Regions from separate parts of the Homo sapiens genome. Here region 2 is linked to region 1. A link is an interaction called in ENCODE POLR2A ChIA-PET data of the cell type or tissue named here. Cell type or tissue: A673. All regions are shown on one strand. Each heading gives the region's core, and the rest is flanking DNA. Links, peaks and the distances in the headings are about the cores only.

Region 1 (5,751 bases), core at 3,027-5,526:
GAGACCACAGCTCAAAGTGCACCCAGGAGAAGGTTCTGTAAAAACAGGGAGTGACTAGTGTGCACGCAGCTTAGTAGTCACATGTACAGGAGCAGAGGGGTCCTACTACATGTCAGGGAGGTTGTCTAAGAGGGGAGTTATATTTGAAGGAGCTGGACAGGTTGGCCTCATCCTTCCCTGTCGGCACGGGAAGGCAGCAGAAGCATTTGCCTCAAGGATAAAGCACCAGTGCAGACACTTAAGCCAGCCATGGGGCTGTATTAGTTCCTTCTCATGCTGCTAATAAAGAAATACCTGAGACTGGGTAATTTATAAAGAAAAGAGGTTTCATTGACTCACAGTTCAGCATGGTTAGGGAGGCCTCAGGAAACTTACAATCATGGCAGAAGAGGAAGCAAACACGTCCTTCTTCACATGGCAGCAGCAAGAAATGTTGAGCAAAACAGGAAAAGCCCCTTATAAAAATCATCAGATCTCGTCAAAACTCACTATCATGAGAACAGCATGAGGGTAACCACCCCCATTATTAAATTACCTCCTACTGGGTCCCTCCCATGACACGTGGGGATTATGGGAACTACAATTCAAGAAGAGATTTGGGTGGGGACACAGCCAAACCATTTCGGGGGCAAGGCCTGAGTCCTGGTGACACTCAGCAGTACCTCACACCCCTTCTCCACAACCTTGGAGCAACCCAAACAGAAACACAACACAAACAACATTGCCGGGCAGGCCAACAGAGACCTCAGGCACTAAGATGAGTACACCGCCAAGAATCAACAAACATTTAAGGAAGAAGCATGAAAGAAAGATAACTACTTCCCCAAATAGAAGAATGAAAGGAGGAGGAGAAGGAACAGTGATAACAGAAGATAATTCTTTTAAAAAGCAGAGGGAATATCCTTATTGGGATAAATATTCAATCTTGAAAATAAACCAAGAAAAAACCCTAATTAGGGCTCTTGAAAATTAAACAATATATAGTTACAAGAAGAAAAAACTTGAGAAGCAGAATGAACACAGGAATGAATGAGCAAACTGGAAAATTCAGCAAAGGCATTCTTGAAGAGCTGGATACAAAAGATCAAAGAATGAAAAGAATGAGTCTGAAGAAACACACCTGCTCACATTCAAATCCAAGAAGATCTAGAGAAAAGATAAGCTATGAAAATGTACACAGTAGTTATCTGTGATCAATAGGATCATAGGTGATTTTTGTATTTATTTATAGGTAAAATTTCTTTCTATAACAAACACGTTTTCTTTGATAATGTGGGTGACACACATACACACCCCTCCCCCTGAATTTTAGCTGACCTTTGCTACATGGACAGTGCCACTGACTACACCCTTCCAGCCACCAGACCAGTTGTTTCCAAGAAGCTATGTAAACGTATGTCTCTATGAAGACCCAGCTCAGCGCTGCAAGAGAGAGGAAACCAAGAGTAAAGTGCTCAAGTGAAGCCAAATATTAGAAAAGGCAGAATGTTACAAAATTCATCATCAGTTTAAGGTAGGGGTGCATGGGAATGCACACAATCATGGTGTAAGAATAAAATCATATAATCTTTCTGGAGAGAAGTTGTACATGAATTTTTAAAGCCTTTGACCTGAAATTCCACTAAGAATTTAAGGAAATAATCACGGATGTGAATAACATTTACCTACAAGGATGTTCATCACGGAGTAATGCATAATTAAGGAAAGTGGGAAATAATCTAGAGAGCCAACAATAGCAAACTGGTTAAATTATGTTTTCTCTGGATGACGGAACATTATGCAACCCAAAATGACTCTATAAAATCATACATTAGGGTGTAGGGAAATGCACGCACTATATTACGTAGAGAGAACAGTAACAAGAGATGCAGTAAACACAAGATGCAGAGGAAAAATGGCAGGTGGGTCATCAAACCAAAATGTCAACAGTGGTTACAAACAGGCAGTAATGACATTCTTTCTGCTTTTCTGAAATAAACATAAATTACTTTTGTAAAAAAAAAAAATAATAAAGTTTACAAATAAGAGCTGTTTGAAAAAGGAAAGAGTTTCACTCTGACTCTACCAATAAGGAAAATTAGCAGTGGTTGTTCACTTCTACCAAATCAACCCCGGAGAAACACAATCTAGGCATGTAAGAACTTAACAATCTAAGTCCTTAAGAAGGCTAGTTGTTGTGAAATGGTATGAGTTAGGGGATGAATATGGGCAAAGAATGCGAGTAGATAAAGGAAAATGAAGCAGGTTACGTTGTATTCTTTCCCTTGCCCACTGAGACCTCAGCACCATCACTGATTATCCCCTTACTGAAGAAATCAGCGGCAACTGCCCAAAGAACTAGCTTAAAAGTCAACTGGAGGCCAGGCACGGTGGCTGATGGCTGTAATCCCAGAACTTTGGGAGGCCAAGGCAGGTGGATCACTTGAGGTCAGGAGTTCAAGACCAGCCTGCCCAACGTAGTAAAACCCTGTTTCTACCAAAAATACAAAAATCAGCCAGGTGTGGTGGTGGCATATGCCTGTAATCCCAGCTGCTTGGGAAGCCAAAGCAGGAGAATCGCTTGAACCCGGGAGGCAAAGGTGGCAGTGAGCCGAGATCGTGTCATTGCACTCCAGCCTGGGTGACAGAGTAAGACTCTGTCTCAAAAACAAAAAACAAACAAAAAACAGCAACAAAAAAAAAAAAAACCTGATAAGCTGATTTCAAAATTTACATGGTCAAGCCTTAGTATATGTAAAACACTGTTGAAAAAGAATAAAAAGAACTTGCCCTACCAGATAATTGACTGATGAAGCTACAGTGATTAAGACAGTTGATACTGGCACAGAGACTAACAAATGGACCAACAGAACAAAGTAGAACTTGAAACAGATCAAGTTCAGAATGGCAGATTTATGGAGGAAGTAAGGATTGTTCAATATAAAGAACTATAAAAAAATGGCTATCCATATGGAAAAAAATTACATTGAATTCCCAAAAATCATCTACAGATGAACTAAGGACCTATATGCAAATTTAAAATTTTTTGTGAAGAACGAAGGTAGGTGATCTGATCTGGGGTTAGGTGTTTCATTAACAAGATATGAAAACACTAACCATAAAAGAAAAAAACGCTGATAAATTCAAGAACTGCTACTGATCAAAAACAATCATTACACATGGTGTAACTTGTTTTTTCAGATGGGGAGGAGATATTCACAACATATATAAAGAACCTGTACCAAATAAGTACGAAAGGACAAAGAACCAAATAGAAAAATAGGCAAAAGACATGACCAGGAATTACACAGTAAAATATATTTTATATATATGTATAGCTAATTAACATGTGAAGAGATGCCAACTTCATTCTTAAACATGAAAATACAAATTAAGACCACAATGAAATATAATTTTACACTTGTTCAACTGGCAAATATCAAGAATAATACTGAGTGTTGGGAGGTCATTTGGCAGGATCTCTTACATAGGGCGGGTGAAAGTGTATTTGGCACAACCATGTTATTAAGTAATGCCACATTGTTTTCCAGAGTTAAACATTCACCTATTTTATGATCCAGCAATTCCACCGCTAGAGAAACTGTATACCAAGATATGTTAATGAAAACAGTGTTTAAAGTGGCACCGTCCACAACAAAAAAGCTAGAACCAATTCAAATGCTCACTAAAAGGAGAAAATAGGGTACATTCACATAATGTAACAGTAGACCACAGAGGAAAAAAGAACTACAACTCTGTATAACATTATGCATTTTACTTGAGTCAAAAACAATAAGCCCTGAAAGACTACACACAGCATGACACTTACAAACTTCAAAACGCTATATCTACTTTTTAAAAAGCAAGGGAATAGGCCAGGTGTGGTGGCTCATGCCTGTAATCCCAGCACTTTGGGAGGCCAGGGCAGGAGGATCACTTGAGCCCAGGAGTGCAAGACCAGCCTGGGTAACATGGCAAAACACTGTCTCTACAAAAAATACAAAAATTAGCTGGGTGTGGTGGTGTGCGCCTGTAGTCCCAACTACTCTAGAGGCTGAGGTGGGAGGATCGCTTGAACCCAGGAGGTTGAGGCTGCAGTGAGCTGTCGTGCCACTGCACTCCAGCCCGGGCAACAGAGCTAGATCCGGTCTCCCAAAAAAAAAAGGGGGGGGGACAGGGCAGCAAGAAAACGATAAATAGAAAACTGAGGAACACTTACCTTAGGTGGCAGTGGGGTGGGGGCAGGGTACAGTATAGGGAAGGCCCCATAGGTAGTTAAAAGTTATTGCCAAATGGCTGGGCGCAGTGGCTCATGCCTGTAATCCTAGCACTTTGGGAGGCCGAGGCGGGTGGATCATGAGGTCAGGAGATCGAGATCATCCTGGCTAACACAGTGAAACCCCGCCTCTACTAAAAATATAAAAAATTAGCCAGGCATGGTGGCGGGTGCCTGTAGTCCCAGCTACTTGGGAGGCTGAGGTGGGAGAATGGCGTGAACCTGGGAGGCAGTGGTTGCAGTCAGCTCAGATCGCACCACTGCACTCCAGCCTGGGCGACAGAGCAAGACTACGTCTAAAAAAAAAAAAAAACTTTTTGCCAAAACATTGGTGGTATAGTGGGTTTCCTTAGGAACCACTAACATTATTAACATGAATAAAGTAAAGCAAGTCATACATGGATCAATGATGAGAATATCTCATGAACCAAGTATGATTTAACTATGATTTAACCTAATTCTATGCAACTGGAGCCCACCAAAAATAAAACAAAATGCTTTACCTCTTTTCACAATCTGTCATTGGCTTTCCATTACATTAAGCCTCTCATGGGCTTTAAGCTGTGAAATCAAGCTATACTCTACAAGAAAGGCAGGAAGGAATGGAGGGAGCGAGGAATGGAAGGAAAGAAGGAAGGAAAGAAAAAGGAAAGGAAGAAGCTGCCGCAATGAGTGATTTTTTTTCAACTTTTTTTTACGTTCAGGGGTACATGTGCAGGTTTGTTACATGGGTTAACTTGTGTCATGGGGGTTTGTTGTACAGATTACTTCGTCATCCAGGTACTAAGCCTAGTACTCAATAGTTATTTTTTCTGATCCTCTCCCTTTTCCCACCCTCCACCCTCAAGTAGGTCCCAGTGTCTGCTGTTCCCCAGTGAGCAATTCTTAAGCTAAGTCCAGCTCATCTGGCAGTGGCCAGTCGTTCGGGAAGTTAGGATGGAAAACAAGGGCCCTGCAAACTCCTCCAACACTCTCACAGTACTTGTGCGCTTAGTTCCTCTTCCTTCCTTTGGAAGACCCTAACTTTCACTGTCCAACACAGCAGCTGCTGGCCACATGAGGCTACTTAAATGAACGAAAAAATCATAAAATACAAATTCAGTTTCTCGGTTACATTAGCCACATGTCAGGCCCTCAAGAGCTATGAGTGGCTACTGTATCAGACAACACAGATGCAGAACATTCCATCATCTTGGGAAGCTCTATGGCAAGCTTGTCCAACCTGTGCCCTAGGGGCTGCACATGGCCTAGGATGGCTTTGAATGTGGCCCAACACAAATTTGTAAATTTTCTAAAAACATTAGATTTTTTGGTAAATTTTTAGCTCATCAGCTATCGTTAGTGTTCGTGTATTTTATGTGTGGCCTCAGACAGTTCTTCCACTGTGGCCCAGGGAAGCCAAAAGATAGGACACCCATGCTCTATGGGACAATGCTATTCATGGCCAAACCCGCCATAACTTTTGCACCAAGATAATGCTTTAAACCCATCTCAGC
Region 2 (7,795 bases), core at 2,726-5,225, 560 kb before region 1:
AAATGCAGACAAGAAACCACAAAAGTATTAGCAATACCTGTGACTTTGTCACCAACGGAAATCAAGCATATTTTCATATCACCTGACAGTTGGTGTAGAGATCTTGAAATATTGTGTCATTTCATCATGACTTTGAAGTTATGATAAATATTGGGCCTACACCTAGATCTTATTAATTAGTGCGTTTTAAAAGTGGTACATGTATTACTATACCATAACTCAAAATATTTTGATAACCGTATTTCATTCTAACTAGTTTTCTTTGTTATCTCGTGTATTTAATTTTATCCAAATATTCTTCTCCATTGTCCTGCCGCGTGGCCACTTGCTATCACACTGGTTATTGCTTGGCTATGTCCTTGGCAAATCATCTTCTCTGGCTCTCAGTTTTCTTGTCCTTAAAATGAAGGGATCAGCCTGTCAGATAATCAGTAAGCATTCTGCCAGCCAGAAAAGGGATCTGATTGTGCGTATTTTAGCACTTCCGCTGTGCCACAACTGAGGTGTTACATGAGGAAAACTGAAACTGGGATTTTGTGCTAACACTTATGGAAAGGTCATTTTAGCCTTCATCAAACAGAAAACTTCTAAGAATTTGTCTAGGAAATATGCAAAAAATTATCTGCAAATATGTTTTGAGTAAAAAACTAGAAACAACCTAAATATTCAGCGATAGGAGATTAAAACATATTTACATGATGGAACAGTAACAGCCATTAAAACAACGCTGTAGGATAATAACATGAAAAAGTAGCCATGCTATACAATTAATTTTTAAAAGCCATTTGCGATACTTGAACAGCTATGTGATTTATTATTATTATTATTATTATTTTGAGACAGGGCCTTGCTCAGTCACCCAGGCTGGAGTGCAGTGGGTCTATCACTGCTCACTGCAGCCTCGACCTCCCAGGCTCAAGCACTCTGCCCATCTCAGACTCCCAGGTAGCTGAGACTATAGGCACATACTACCACATAATTAGCCTGGCTAATTATTTTTATGTTCATTTTGGTAGAGACAGGGTCTTGCCATGTTAACCAGGCTGGTCTTGAACTCCTGGGCTCAGGTGATCAGCCTTCTGAAGTGCTGGGATTACAGGCATGAGCCACCGTGCCCAGCCTGATTCTATTTGTACAAAAACATATGGATATATATGCATAGAAATCAAGGTAAAAGAATATAATCAAACATGTTAATATCAATTACATTTAAGTAGAGGAATTATGGTGATTTTTACTTTCTTCTTTGTGTTTTTCTGCCTAGTAAAATTTCTATAATTCATATTCACATATATATGACTATGATAAGAAAAACAATAAATGTCAGTAGGAAATCAGTGGAGAATATCACACAAAGCATTGGTGGCAAACCCACTGATTTTTGGGAGCTGCATCTTTTATCCCTAATTTTTCCATTAATCAGGCAGAATTTTAGGCATGACAGCAAGGAAACAATGAACCCCTGCCCTTTTGTCATCCTTGTTACTACAGTGAGCACCTGCTTCATGAGCAGGGGCTGAGACCATGGGGGCCTGTGGGTCAAAGCCCCCACTGTGTCTCTTGACAGCCCCAGTGGGGCTGCATGACTGGCCCCTCCCCAGCTTCCCTGATGTTCCCCAGGCCATACCTGCAGGTTGGTGGCCTCCTCTGCCCACCAGACTTCAAACTCTTTCTGTAGCTTCACCTTGGCTTTGTCCATGAGCAGCTGCAAGTGCTCGATCTCCACCTTCAGGGCTTTCAGGCGAGTGAACATTGTTTTATACCTGCGGTGGAATCGGGGAAGAGTCAGGGCACTGCTGTCTTGAAAGCACGGCATGGATGCAGGGCTGTAAATGAATGGGGCCCGTGCCTCAGAATCCCGTCAGAGCTGCCCTGGTGCTCAGGGACTGGGACCCTATAGGAGCTTCGGAGGCCAGGCTATGGCACCAGGGTTTGAGTCCATCACAGAGAAGCAGACGGAGACATTTTGGTCCAGTAGGCCCATGGGAATCTGTGTGTGAGATGAATAGCCTCTCCCCCAAGAATGAGAACTGCCATTTGCTGAGCACTTACTAAGGGATAAGCATTGCTGCAGGCACTCAACATATATAAACTCATTTAATTCTCCTCACAACCCTATGAAGGAGATACTATGATTATCACCTCCATTTTACAGATTCGGAACCTGAGACAGGTATGAAGAGGTTATATAACTTGCTCTATGGGACAGAGATAACTGAGGAGCCAGGATTTGAACCCAGGTGGTCTGGTTCTAGAACCACAGTCTTAACTGCCTCACCATTCCGCTGGCTCACCTTCATGCTGAGGACCAAAAGTAACACTGTGCTTATGAACGCATACATATATTGGTTTTGAGAATGCTATAATGAATCAGAAATTGTCCAATAGGAAACAGTCCAATAGCCAGGCCGAAGAGATAAGTTGGCCTCTAAGGTGACACTGAGATTGGAAATGTGGGCCAAGGGGACAAGATGAAGATGGAGTAGAGACACAAGAAGAATGGGTTGGAGGCTGGGTGTGGTGGTTCACACCTGTAATCCCAGCACTTTGGGAGGCTGAGGCGGGTGGATCACCTGAGGTCAGGAGTTTGAGACCAACCTGAGCCTACATGGTGAAACCGTGTTTCTACTAAAAATACACAATTAGCTGGGTGTTGTGGTGCGTGGCTGTAATCCCAGCTACTCAAGAGGCTGAGGCACGAGAACTGCTTGAACCCGGGAGATGGAGTTTGCAGTGAGCCAAGATCACACCACTGCACTGCAGCCTGGGAAACAAAGTGAGGCTCCATCTCAAAAAAAAAAAAAAAAAAAAAAGCGGGGGGTGTTGGAAAGAAACTAAGGAAAATGAACAGAGCGAGGGAGAAGGTGGACGACTGGCGAGGGCCCCAAGGGAGTGGAGAGCGACAGCAGCGTGTGTGCTCAGGTAGACTTCTGTAGGAAGACACCTGCACATCTGCCAGGAGCGACCTGAAGACCAGCGCCTGGGGCTTTGATCTCCTGGGTGTGCGTCGGGGGGCAGGGGCGGTGGTGCATGCCAGGTCAGCTGGGGGTTGGGGTGGGGCAGGGAGTGTGCTGCAGTGACACCACCAGCTCCTTGAGGCAGGGAAGATGACTGTAGTCTCTCCAGAGCCTACCCATGGCATGGAGGAGATAGCACACATGTGCTAAATGCATCAATGAATGAGTGGATGCAGCTTGATCAGCATGTGGAGCAAGATTCGGTGACCATGCTGTATATCAGGAATGGCTACATGCCTGTTTATGCTTGAGGCTCCTCACTCTGTAAGTGAAGTCGTTTGGAGACCCCAAATGCCTGCGGCTGCGTGAGAGTATGACGTTCTCAGGACTCGGAGGGAAGTGGACTTCAGCCATAGGCACGCGGAAAACCACCGTGGTCATATTTCTTGGCTCCCGTAGGTGGCAGCAGTGGACAAGCCCAGCTGCTTCCCGGGCCTGGCTTGGCTTGTTCTGCATTCTAACCTCACACTGCCTGGGGTCCTGCCTTTCACACCTGCCTGCTCAAAGGCAGCCCCTCCTCCTCCTGCTGTTCTAGGATCCAGCTGCTGGACCCACATCCCTGAGTAGCTGCAGCCCTGGGAAGCTCCAGGACGACACTGAGACCCTGGGAGGCTGGGCTCGGACTGTGTGTGGCTAAAAGGAAGGGCACCTTCTCTTTTCTTCCTCCAGTTGTGATCGCAGCTTCTCCTCCTGCTGGTCTGGCATCAGAGGCACGGCCATGTTTTCCGAGATTCCTGTAGAAGGAAGGTGCCAATGGGATGGTGAGAAAGAAGGGTAAAAGGAAGAGTGTGATATTTGGGCAGATGACAGAGTTCAAGGGCACCCCAAGAAGAAAGGAGCCTCTGTGAGTTCCTTCTGGGGCCTCTTGGTGGCAACCTCTGCTCAGCTGAAAGCCCTGAGAGGAGCAGCTTCCAGGGTTATTGTCCCTCTGCTGTCCCTCCCACTGCCAACATCTGTCACTGGAAGGGAATCTTCCTCTGTGTCTACTAATCCTTTTACTATTGAGCTCATTCATTTCCTGTTGAGTTTCCAGGGAAGACGCAAAATAGCATTTCCCCATCCTCTGATAAAGAGCCCTTCAGGGCCAGGCACAGTGGCTCACGCTTGTAATCCCAGCACTTTGGGAAGCCGAGGCAGGAGGATCACCTGAGGTTAGGAGTTCGAGACTGGCCTGGCCAACATGGTCAAACCCCGTCTCTACTAAAAATACAAAAATTAGCTGGGCGTGGTGGCGGGCGCCTATAATCCCAGCTACTCGGGAGGCTGAGGCAGGAGAATTGCTTGAACATGGGAGGCGGAGGTTGCAGTGAGCCGAGATCATGCCATTGCACTCCAGCTTGGGCAACAAGAGAGAAACTCCATCTCAAACAAACAAACAAAAACAAACAGATAAACAAAAACAAAAGCCCTTCACAAAAAAAGGAAACCTCTCTAAACCATCTGACATCTTTCTCTGCACAAGTGGAGGTGCTTAATTTCCAGCCTCAGAATCGTGTCTCCTGTTTTTCACTCCCTCTGCAGCAGTGGTTCTCAAGCCTGATGAACGCAGGCCATGTTAATTCACAACCAGGGATGAGCCCAAGCCTTGGCGATGGGACCATCATGAGGCCCAGGGGAGGGCTGAGCACGTCAGCAGGGATCAGCTGCTGCGTGTGTCTGCGTCCCTGCTGATGCCGACCTCTGTCTTCCCCCACATGACTGCCACTGGTGCCTGGTTGCCTGCTCTGGCTAGTGTGCTCATCTGAAGCTGGCTGTCTCCTAGCCCAGAGTGTGGGGACTTTTTATTCTTCTAGGAGTCTCTTCGTGGTTGCCCTGCTTTTCTGAGCTCCACAGACAACATCCTAGAAGTCGTACAGCCCTGCTTTTTACTCTATGTAGGGAAGACTCTGCTACAGTCCATGTGCTTCCAGACATGCTCAGACTGAATCCTTATAGCATTTATTTGTGGTAAGTGTTATTATGCCCATTTTACAGATAAGGATATTGAGGTTCAAAGAGGGTAAACTGCCCAAGTTATGTGGCTAACTTCAGGAAACTTGGATTCAAAAATCCCTCGTATAACATTTCTGACAGAGGGTCATCTGCTTTCTGCTCAAATACTTGCAGGGATGAGGAGCTCACTACTTTGCAGGGTAGTGCATTTCATGGCGGACAGCTCTGTTTCCTCCTACTTTTGAGCCAAGACATTTCCCGCTAACTTCTTTTCACCTCTACTTTGGCTCTTTGGAGCAGTGTAGCATATCTTTCTTCTTAATCTGATGGTCCCTTAAATATCTGAACAACAACATCAAAATATCACATGTGTCTGGAACTTTTTTTTTTTTTTGAGATGGAGTCTCGCACTGTCACCAGGCTAGAGTGCAGCAGCGCGATCTCCACTGACTGCAACCTCTGCCTCCCAGGTTCAAGCGATTCTCCTGCCTCAGCCTCCTGAGTAGCTGGGATGTAGTCCATCCCAGGGTGGTGTGGTAGTGGTATGGTGCACACCACCACGCCCAGCTAATTTTTGTATTTTTAGTAGAGATGGGGTTTCACCATGTTGGCCAGGATGGTCTCGATCTCTTGACCTCATGATCCACCCACCTCGGCCTCCTAAAGTGTTGGGATTACAGGTGTGAGCCACCGCGCCCAGCCCCCTTTTTTTTCTTAGACTGACTCCTGCTCAATCCCTCACCTGAAGTCTCAGTGACCTGGTTACTTTCCCATTTATCTTAAGTGTGAAGGCTAGGTCTTGACATAATACTTCCATGGGTCTGAAAGGTATAGAGTAGAGTAGGGCTCCTCTTACCTTTTAAAAATTTAAGCTCTATATTTTTGTAGTAGGTGAATTACTAACAATGACCATTTACTGGGGACTTTCTATGTTCTAAGTTCTGCCAAATTCTACTAGGCACTGGGCTAGGTCCTCCATGTACCCTATTGCTAATTCTCAAAATAACCCTTCAAGGATGGCATTGCCATCTTCTTTCAGCTAGATTCTTGGTCTCAGAGAGGGCCATGGATAACTCAAGGTTACATAGCTACTAAATAGCAGAGCTGGGATGTGAACCCATTTGTTTTTTTCTGATTCCAAGGAGCTAAATGTTTCTACCAGACAGCCTCCCCAACACTGCTTATGATTTTTAGCAGCTCTGTCGTGGTTGGCCCCTATTAAGCTTGTGGTCAGTTTTAAAACTTGCATTTTTTAAAAATAAGTGATTGTTAAAATGCGTCCTGTTTCAGTGTGATTGTCCTTTTGATCCCAAAGGCAACACTTCACATTTATTGGCAGCCTAGTCTGCTGAGAGGTCCTTATTCTGTCACGCCATTATTCTTCCCCTTTGACTCCCTTACCCATTTGTTACCTGTGTCTTTTGTGTCATTAGCTTACTGATAACTATGCTAACTGGATCACGATTCTGTCTGTCATCTTCCAGGTGCCATTGACCCCCCTTTTCCTTATGTCAATTGCCAACTTTAAATCGACAGGCAGAGCAAGTGTCTTATTTCATTATCTAAACACAGGACATGCAGATACCATCAACATCCCACCTGAAGTCCACACTGTCATCTGTGTTGGTGCAATTTATTGGCTCAGATGAGGCAGCCCGCCTGTCCACATCACCCACAGCCCCCCAAGTCTCAGGCACAGGAAGCCCTCAAGGGCAGAGATTGGGGTCCTCCTGCTCTTAGTGTCTTCCCCCAGTGCTGTGTTCAGACTCCATGAGTCACTCCATGAGGGTGACTCAGTGCCTCGCATGTTTGCTGGCCTTGCCTTCTTTGAAAGTCATCAGACATGATAAACTGAAGGAAGTATCTTAATATGAAACCGACAATGGTAGGACTTTCAATGGACAAACAATTCCTTTTTAAAAAGTTTCAGAAATGGGCCCAGGTATCTTCCAGCCTGCTAAAAAAGTAACACTGTGAATTTCCTTCCTCCTTTTAACACTTTTGTCCCCACCCCAAGGACACCCCCAAGAAATTCAGTGAAGCCCCACTCTGCGGTGACTGGCTAGACGTCCTGCTGCAAGCCCAGTACGTGAGAGACTGCTGGAGGCGGGCGGAGGAAGGGCTGCTGGACTCACACAGGGCCATCTCACCCGGCCAGAAGAGGCAGTCTCCAGGCCTTGGTGAACAGACAGCAGAAGGTAGGGGGGACGGCCAGGGCGGCCTGCTTTTCCATTTAAAGGCTGCGGTCACCCCATGTGAACGCAGAGCCCCTCTGTAGGAGGCAGGCTCTTGCCTCAGCCCATGACTGGTTGTCTTTTCCTTGGGCATCTTGCAGGTTCCCTGGCAGGTCACAGAGTCTCAGGTGCCCTGGAAGTGTGTGGGGTGCTCGGGAGCCTTAGGCAAGGAGCACATTCTGAATGCAGCTGACACAAGCACAGAATGATAACATCAACGCCATCTGGGGAGTCGCTTGAGCCCATTCCCTGCGCAACACCACTTTCATTCTCACCACCTCAGCTGGCAGACATGATCACCTCTGCTTCACAATCAGGAAGACCAAGGCTTAGGGTGACTGGGTGGCTTGTGCGATGCCACAAAGCTACCAAATAGCAGCGCCAGGCTTTGGATCCAAGTCTAGTCACTCATCCGCTTATTTAACAAATGTTTATCGAGCATTGACTATGTGCCTGCCCCTGTTCTAGGGGGATTCCAGTGGGGAAGACAGACACTAAAACCACAAACAATTGAGTCTGCAACATCATGCTGGGGATCGGAAGGTGCTATGAGGAAAGACAAAGCTGGGTAAAAAGACAGGATGACAGGGTGGAAGACTGCCATGCTAGGTA

The links. ChIA-PET counts read pairs that join two places held together with the same protein. Peaks named below come from ENCODE experiments on the same cell type or tissue, not always from the same donor. Only the 100,000 strongest peaks of a DNase experiment are listed, where the experiment ranks them.
Region 2: POLR2A ChIA-PET joins it to region 1 with 10 read pairs; 2 of 35 experiments call an interaction of 5 or more read pairs at or near these places.

Annotation. Positions count from the first base shown.
Region 1 is chr6:39,916,845-39,922,595 of GRCh38, forward strand. The region is part of intron 3 of MOCS1 (molybdenum cofactor synthesis 1); the gene reads right to left. Among named protein-coding and RNA genes, the nearest start is that of MOCS1, 15 kb to the right of the region's middle. In A673, for the core only: no CTCF peak of the experiment used is centred there; no DNase peak of the experiment used is centred there.
Region 2 is chr6:39,358,768-39,366,562 of GRCh38, forward strand. KIF6 (kinesin family member 6) reads right to left here. Exons shown (of 23, transcript NM_145027.6): 17 at 3,667-3,751; 18 at 1,628-1,763. It overlaps LOC107986594 (a long non-coding RNA gene), which reads left to right. Exons shown (of 4, transcript XR_001744111.2): 3 at 6,967-7,147. Among named protein-coding and RNA genes, the nearest start is that of KCNK16, 40 kb to the left of the region's middle. In A673, for the core only: CTCF peaks have their summits at 3,399 (motif pointing right), 3,617 and 3,883; DNase peaks (open chromatin) are centred at 3,434 and 3,964; H3K27ac peaks cover 1,028 bases.